3 separate regions of the Homo sapiens genome follow, and all the other regions are linked to region 3. A link is a contact called in ENCODE Hi-C or POLR2A ChIA-PET data. All regions are on one chromosome and are shown on one strand. The core of a region is the stretch at or near the end of the contact, and the rest is flanking DNA. Distances in the headings are between cores, read along the strand shown. Region 1 overlaps NSL1 (NSL1 component of MIS12 kinetochore complex). Region 2 holds the start of NEK2-DT (NEK2 divergent transcript). Region 3 has its middle 72 kb from the start of LINC02608.

The links. Hi-C counts contacts between places; a loop is a spot of excess contacts on that map. ChIA-PET counts read pairs that join two places held with the same protein, here RNA polymerase II (POLR2A). Pooled maps may share reads with other maps.
Region 1: a loop to region 3 is called in a map of posterior vena cava, with 16 times the contacts of the local background. The contact joins two enhancer-like sites. A Hi-C loop is called at or near these places in 1 of 168 maps with a recorded cell type or tissue (posterior vena cava). POLR2A ChIA-PET finds 5 or more read pairs at or near these places in 1 of 52 experiments (activated naive CD8-positive, alpha-beta T cell).
Region 2: POLR2A ChIA-PET joins it to region 3 with 13 read pairs in activated T-cell. The contact joins the promoter of NEK2-DT here to the enhancer-like site in region 3. A Hi-C loop is called at or near these places in 2 of 37 single-sample maps with no recorded cell type and 1 of 50 pooled maps. POLR2A ChIA-PET finds 5 or more read pairs at or near these places in 2 of 52 experiments (activated B cell and activated T-cell).

What each region holds. Positions count from the first base shown.
Region 1 is chr1:212,752,980-212,755,679 of GRCh38, reverse strand. All of the region lies in intron 4 of NSL1 (NSL1 component of MIS12 kinetochore complex), which reads left to right. Among named protein-coding and RNA genes, the nearest start is that of NSL1, 37 kb to the left of the region's middle. Within about 2 kb of position 1,344, at least 4 of the 41 ENCODE cell types and tissues checked have a DNase peak (open chromatin) inside an H3K27ac peak, as active enhancers do.
Region 2 is chr1:211,674,353-211,677,062 of GRCh38, reverse strand. NEK2-DT (NEK2 divergent transcript) reads right to left here and starts at 1,301. Exons shown (of 4, transcript NR_148994.1): 1 at 1,197-1,301. NEK2 (NIMA related kinase 2) reads left to right here and starts at 1,442. Exons shown (of 8, transcript NM_002497.4): 1 at 1,442-1,679; 2 at 2,550-2,710. The coding sequence starts at 1,584. RefSeq lists enhancers at 1,162-1,456, 1,479-1,738.
Region 3 is chr1:212,211,786-212,214,485 of GRCh38, reverse strand. It overlaps a transcript of LINC02608 not described here. Among named protein-coding and RNA genes, the nearest start is that of LINC02608, 72 kb to the left of the region's middle. Within about 2 kb of position 1,450, at least 2 of the 41 ENCODE cell types and tissues checked have a DNase peak (open chromatin) inside an H3K27ac peak, as active enhancers do.

The DNA of each region.
Region 1 (2,700 bases), core at 95-2,594, 540 kb before region 3:
GGCAACTATTATCAGTTTGCTGTGTCTAATTTTAGATCTTTATCAATGCATTTGTATGCACATAGGTAGACACAGGGGTTTTTTTAGTTGTTTATATAAATATTACATAATGCATTTTATTCTGTCATTGTTTTTCTTTTTTCACTCAACATGTAACATAGTTCAACTCCATGGTTTTTATTGGTAATTTTTTTCTTGCTTATATACACAGAGACAATTTTATTTAAATAATATTATATATGTATTTTTGTTTTTTGTGAGAGATTATTTGGTTTTGCTAGATTCCTCTTTTCTCCCATCTTCCATTAACATCTCCATATATACTTTTATCTGAGGACTCCTATATTCTAGAAAATCTTTAACCTAATCCTTCAACTTTGCTTCTTTCTCATTTCTTCTATTTTTGTATTTTATGTTTTTATTTTATAACCTATTTTTCTTTTGCAATGTCTTATGATTTTCTTTAGCTATTGGAGCTGTGTAGCATTTTAAAGTCATTTTTATATTGCTCTATTTTCATTTCATCTGCAGTAAATTCCTCTCCCTGACATTGGTTATACTGGCTGTCTTTCATGGTTTTAATTTCTTCATGTATTTTAGACTTTTGATTTGCAAGTGCTTCTTGACTAGAATTTTTCATGTGCATATCTGTCTACCACTGCTTTCACTCCCTCTGTCTAGTAGGTTTGGTTGCCTTCCATCTGGCCCCAAACAATCCCAGGCTGGAGCCATATCTTAACACTGGCAACAGAGGGCCTCTGTCCCAGTGTGACACTGGAGATTGGTCCAGGCCCAGGCTTGGAGGCATTATCTGCTTCCCATCATTTCTGGTTTAGCTTTAAGTAAGCTTTGCTTCCTGGCAGCGGTTAGGAGCAGTTTTGTCTTTTGAGTTGGTTTTTTTTTTTTTTTTGAGACAGAATTTTACTCTTGTTGCCCAGGCTGGAATGTAATGGTTGCTCACTGCAACCTCTGCCTCCTGGGTTCAAGTGATTCTCCTGCCTCATCCTCCTGAGTAGCTGGGATTACAGGTGCCCACCACCACGCCCGGATAATTTTTGTATTTTTAGTAGAGGCGGGGTTTCACCATGTTGGCCAGGCTAGTCTCCAACTCCTGACCTCACGTGATCCACCCATCTCAGCCTCCTTAAGTGCTGGGATTACAGGTGTGAGCCACCGCGCCGGGCTGGTTAGTGGCAGTTTTTTTCAGCCACCTTTTCAGGGTGGGTAAACTCTGTCTCAGCCCTCGGTTTCAAACAGTGAAGCTGTCTCTTCGTTTCCTGTTCTTCTGGAGCACTTCGAACACCTTTTATCTTGCAGGAGGCCAATTCCTGGCTACTTCTGCTTACCGGTAGGCCTGCAGCTTTAGCCTGACTTGCAGCTTTTTCTCTTCTCCTTTTTTTCTGGTTCATTGAAATGTTTTATTTTGTATATGCTTTAGGATATGTCATTTTAATTTTCTATATTCACTGATGCTTTTGGACATAGGAAGGGAGTTTTATGCACTACTGAAATCAACTTGACTAGGAAGTCTTAGGATACTTTTAAAAATGCAAATCAGTTTTCAGTCCTCTGCTTAAAATCCTAAACTCTAGACTTTTAGCATTCCCTTAGGTGATCTGGCCCCTACCTACCTCTCCAGATTTATTTCAGGCACTTTCCTGTTTGCTGCCAGTCTTTCAGTTCTTTGAAAGTGCCTCACTGTCACACATGCATGCCCCCTTGCCCAAGTTTGACATCTTCCCAGTTCTCTTTTCTCATTTAAATGTTACCTCCTCAGAGAGATCTTACCTAACCACCCTCATTAAAATACTCTCCCCAGTTGTTTATCATGACACCTGTTTATTTCCTTAATAGTACTTGTTACAGCTTATAAGTATTTGTGTTTATTTTCTTGTTTATGCTCTCTCACAAAACTGAAAGCTCCATGAGTTTTTTAATATTATATTTACATTATATATAGCCAGCATATAGCAGCATGCCCAATAAATACATCATGAGTGACTGTTACTCATTGGTCCATTCAGTTGTATATATTGAATGGCTACAGTATGACAGAACTGTTCTCAATGTGGCAGATGTAATATTAGTGAGCAGCACAAAGTTCTTACTCTATAGAGTTTATATTTTAGTGGGAGAAGAAAAGTAATAAATATAAAAATAAATAAGTGACATCAGTGCTTTAGGGTGGTGTGTTTAGGTGATGGGGAAACACTTTTCTGAGGTAGTAACAGGAAGGAATTTATCTGGTGATGATCAAGAAAAAGAGCTGTCAAGCAGAGGGAAGAGCTAGAATAAAGTTCTTAAATCAAGAATGAGCTTGAGTATTCATGGAACAAAAGACCAGAGAGGCTGTAGTGAAGTGAGTAATAGAGGGAAGAAGCATTGCAAGACAATGTCAAAAACTTGGCTGAGGCCAGATAATAACGAGCGAGGGTCAGGAGTTTGAAAGTGTGCCTTAAGAGAGGTGCAACATGGTACTGAAGGAGGTGGTGAGGTGTAGGTGGGAAGGTGTGCTGCAGAGGATTTCATCTACTGAGCAAATGGGTTCAACACATCTCTATAAATTGTAGCAAAGGGTTATCTTTCAGAAAATCACAAATCACTGCTGTGTTTTTGGTTTCATTTTCACCAGGGATGCTGCTTTCTAATTCTTGGTTCTAATGGCTTAATTACCTCTTTAGAAACCAGTAGAAGCCACAC
Region 2 (2,710 bases), core at 52-2,551, 540 kb after region 3:
AAGAGGCACAAAAATAAAAAAATGATGCTAATTAACACAGCCACTTGCAGTGCCTTACATAACTTTTGAAACCTAAATTGGTCCTATTCCCCTGAGGTAAGACAGTGCCCTTGAATGTTAATTTAAAAATTCTCCTGGTTGGCAATTCCAATTATCTTATGTTATATTCAGGGCATGTAATAAGTCCCTTATTTTTACATAAAGAGCTTTTAAATTCTTATTAATAGAAAATCAGGTGTCTTTTAATCCTTTGCTGAACAGATATTTAAAGAAAACTGGCCTGTTCATGCATTTCCAAATTATTAGCTTTCTGGTAATTTACATATTCCTCTAACAAGCCCTGGATGGAGGCCTCTAAGTCCTCCTTCCCTGGTAAACATGGGGCTGTTCATTTGGCTGGGTAAGCTGAGAACGTTGGTGTGTGGGTGCGTAAAAGAGAATCTGTGTTCAATGAAGTATTGTCGATAGGGTTAATTGTGTATTTGGCACACATAAACGGGACAAGACGTGTAAAGTACTTGGTAGGAGAGCGACAGTATTTCTCCTTTTTTTTTTTTTTTTGGAGACTGGGTGTCACTCTGTCGCCCAGGCTGGAGTGCAGTGGCGCACGGCTCACTGTAACCTCTGCCTCCCAGGTTCAAGCAATTCCTCATGCCTCAGCCTCCCAAGAAGCTGGGATTACAGGCCTGCAACCCCATGCTCTGTTACTTTTTTTTTTTTTTTTTTCATTTTTAGTAGAGACGGGGTTTCGCCATGTTGGCCAGGCTGGTCTTGAACTCTTGGCCTCGAGCAATCCGCCCGCCTCGGCCTCCCAAAGTGCTAGGATTATAGGCGTGAGCCACAGCGCCCGGCCTAATTTTCGTATTTTCAGTAGAGACGAGGTTTGCCCTGTTGCCCAGGCTGGTCTGAACTCCTGGGCTCAAGCGACCCACCCACCTCGGCTTCCCAAAGTGCTAGGGTTACGGGCGAGCGTGAGTCACCGCGCCCACCCGGGAGTCTGTATTTCTAATTTGTATTCAGCTCTCAGCATATCCTCAACGTGACCCCACCCAGGTTCAGGGTACTGGAACCTGAGCGAGGAATGCGTGTGCCGGGGAGAGTAGGTAGTGTGAGGGGCCAGAGTGCAAAGGTCAGAAGGCATCTGGTGGAAGCGGTGTGCAAAGAAGCCTGAGGGGAGGACCTTAGATCTCGGTTACCTTGGCGATCTCTATCAGAGGGTTAGAGTTGCCGAGAGGCGCCAGCTGCCGCTTCCTCTCTCCCGCCCTCCGTTTGGCTTAGCTCGCCGGGTTCTCCCACAGGTTAAAAGCAGACGCCGACGCGGTTGCCTAGTGACACTTTTCCCAAAATGCCTAGGGTATTGTTGTGTTCTTCTTAGCCAATGAGAGAGGCGAAGCGGCCCACCGCCTGCCAATAGACTGCGAGATCAGGGCCCGCGACGGTTAAACGGGGCCCAAGGCAGGGGTGGCGGGTCAGTGCTGCTCGGGGGCTTCTCCATCCAGGTCCCTGGAGTTCCTGGTCCCTGGAGCTCCGCACTTGGCGGCGCAACCTGCGTGAGGCAGCGCGACTCTGGCGACTGGCCGGCCATGCCTTCCCGGGCTGAGGACTATGAAGTGTTGTACACCATTGGCACAGGCTCCTACGGCCGCTGCCAGAAGATCCGGAGGAAGAGTGATGGCAAGGTGAGCGTGGGACCTACCCTGCGCCTGCCCCTGCTTAGGTTTCGTCGCCTCGGGGCGAGCGCCCTGCGCCACCGAAGGGAACCGACAGGGCTGAGGAAATGGGTGCCCGGAAGACTAAACCGTCTTTCCTGGGTCTGCATCTGACAGCCTGTCCTGGGTGGCTTAAAGGATGGGAGACCGCTTCTTTTGATATATGTATTTCCATCTTTTCCCGTTTCTCTCCCCATTTCTCTCTTTCTCCTGCTTTGGCTTGCTAAGGACCTTCCATTGGTGACAGGTAACTAATTCCTGAGCTGTTTTTAGAGCTCTAAGAGTGGCCCTCTCAGGCACAAGAAAGGGGCAGGACTACCAGAACCCGAAGCTTTGTATCTGCAGTCAGACTCCCTCAAAATATCCATTATTAGGATTATTGGATTCATATTTCCCAATGTATATAGGTAGAACTTTTACAGAAAGTAACATTGGACAGGAAACTGCCTGGCTGCTGATGGAGGGATCTTTACCAAGGTGTCTCATCCTGGGAAAACACGACTGGGGTGGAATGGGGCAGGGACTTTGACCACCTTCACCCCAATTTTGACTATAGTACCTTTTAGCCAACTTCCCACTAACCAACTGAGGGTAGGGGTTGGGGGAGTCCTCATGTGCCTCATTCCCGTTTGTCTCCCCACAACATACATTTACTGCTTAGAACTGGAGGAAGATTATGGAAGTAAACTCACAGCTCCTTAAGTTCATTGAACTAAATTAGATAATGACCTTGATTGTAGGATATAATTAAAAGGGAGGTAATTTGTTAAATCTTGGAACTTTCATTCTTTGTTTTTGAGCATAATGAGTTCATTCATACCTTGGAAATTCTTATTTCAGATATTAGTTTGGAAAGAACTTGACTATGGCTCCATGACAGAAGCTGAGAAACAGATGCTTGTTTCTGAAGTGAATTTGCTTCGTGAACTGAAACATCCAAACATCGTTCGTTACTATGATCGGATTATTGACCGGACCAATACAACACTGTACATTGTAAT
Region 3 (2,700 bases), core at 201-2,700:
TCCACTCCTTCCATGCTCACCTTCCTTCAATTAAAGCACTTGCCTTTACCTGTTTTTATGTTGAAGTGCCACATAAGATGTTGGCATTTGAAATGATGTTCTGTTGTTTAATATGTAATAGCTCCCCATGTAAAAAGGAGGGGAGGCAAGTCCTTTGAGCTAGATGCCTTGAAGGAAGAAGAGTCTGTACTGAGTCAGGTGCCCCAGTGTGGGAAGGAAGGAGATAAGTCATTACCAAGGGGACAAAGGAAAGCAGAGAAGAGAAATGGGTCTCCTTAGGGTCACCATTTCCCTTCAGAGCCCCTGTGAAGGAGGGTCATATACATAAACTATATACGATGTACATAGTTTAATATGCATGTACATACAAACATACGCACATACACTCAAAACCACTAATCCATTCCAACCTTCACCATTATGAGCCTGAGGAGCCTGGATTGAGACAGATAAAGTGACTTGCCTCATGTTGAGACTACATGAAAGGTGTTACTATCACTTAGTAAATCTCTTTTATTGGTGGGTCAGAGGCCAGGCTGTTGTAAACCCACAGAGGAAAGCCTTGCAATTTTCCAGTAACTGGAATTGTTTTATCTGAAAATATTTCCTGGAGTCATGGATTCTTAGGGCAGGGGTGTGGAACTGAGGAAGGAGGGGGTGTTTCTTGAGGAGGAAAGATCCTTTGTTCATCCTCCTGCCTCAATACGAATAAAGTAACTGCTGAAAAGAGGGCTATCAGGAAGGAGAGGATAACTCATAAATCTTTACATTTTAAAAAATAGCTTTAGAGGCCGGGCTCGGTGGCTCAGGCCTATAATCCCAGCACTTTGGGAAGCCGAGGTGGGCGGATCACCTGAGGTCAGGAATTCGAGACCAGCCTGGCCAACACGGTGAAACCCCTCTCTACTAAAAATACAAAAAAAATTAGCCAGGCATGGTGGCGGGCACCTGTAATCCCAGCTACTCGGGAGGCTGAGGCAGGAGAATCGCTTGAACCCTGGAGGCGGAGGTTGCAGTGAGCAGAGATCATGCTATTGCACTCCAGCCTGGAGGACAAGAGTGCGAGACTCTGTCTCAACAAAAAAAAAAAAAAAAAAAAAAAAAAAAAAAGCTTTAGAAATTCTGATTCCTCAGAGCTCCAGTGGACACAGAGATGTCTGCCCTTTGCCCTCTTTTGTTCTCCCTTGCTTTTGTGAGCGTATATGTGTTTTCTCATTCTGTCTTTCTGAGTATGCTTTTTGTCTGCCTGTCTTTTGGTTTCCTTTCATATTTATTATATTTCATTTGAAGTGAAAGGACAGGGCCGGGAGTCATGCCTCCCCAGGCGTGAGGCGTGTGTGGGCTGTATCCCAGAGGAGATTTTCTTTGCCAATTGTGGAATGAAGACTGTATCAAAGTTCAGAGGATCCGCCAACACAGAAGAGAGAAACACCAGATGCTTGGGGCCTCTAAGCAGAAGGAGCAACCCACCAATCCCAAGATACCTGCTTGGCAACGTAATGTGCTGTGCAATGTGCGGCAAGTTGTGAAGAGCCAGCATCTACTTCTGGAAGCTGTCCATCTGAAGTTTCTGAAAAAATTTTCATCGGCACCTGTCAGATGACTTGATTTCTGAGTTAAGAGCTGCATGAAGATGTGCCTTCAAACCAGTCTTTGTACATCACGTTCAGGTGTCACTGAGAAAAGTGATGACTAACATTTCTTGGACATATACCTGCTGGGTATTAATCTTTATACTGGGCATTTGCTGATGATAGTGGAACCTACGGGTGGCCTACTCAACTTCTATTTCTCCATTCTTCCATTTTAGCTAACAGAACCTCAATTTTGTTCATCTATTGTTTCCTTTTGAAACCCAGAGAAAGGTGACCCCATTCCAATTCCGAAAGTAAGTATTGATTAGTCTAAGCCAGTCATGATATTTCCATCTCCCTTGCCAAGGACTTGTTGAGGAAAGGTCAAATAACAAAACACTGGCCAATGAAGCATGAAGGAAAGTTCTGGAAAAGAAAGATTGTGTGAAAGAGACACAGAAAGAGATGACCTTTCTCTCTGGTTTTTATTTCTAGATGAGATTCCTGAAACTCTTACAGTTATCTTGTTATCAACCTAAGGATGAATGTAACACCTACGGGAGGGCGGAACCGAGTATTCTCCCCTGGAGCCTGAGATATTTCTGGACTTCCTAGCATGTGATATAATAATTTATTATTGTGTTATATCATATTAAGTTGGGGGCTCTGTTACCTGCATCAGAAATCTTCCTCATAGCCATAGGTTGGTTCATTTAATCTTCACTGCTGTCCATGTGGTATCTATCTCCTTTTTATAGGTTAAGAAATGCATTTAAGTTACTACAGCTAGTAAGCAGCAAAGCCCCAAATTCAATCCAGTTCTGAGTTTTAAAAATCCCTAACATGTGGCTGGGTGCGGTGGCTCATGCCTGTAATCCCAGCACTTTGGGAGGCTGAGGTGGGCAGATCACAAGGTCAGGAGTTCGAGATCAGCCTGGCCAACATGGTGAAACTCCATCTCTATTAAAAATACAAAAATTAGCTGGGCGTGGTGGCATGCACCTGTAGTCCCAGCTACTCTGGAGGCTGAGGCAGAAGAATCACTTGAACCCAGGAGGCAGAGGTTGCAGTGAGCTGAGATCGCACCACTGCATTCCAGCCTGCGCGACAGAGCAGTACTCAGTCT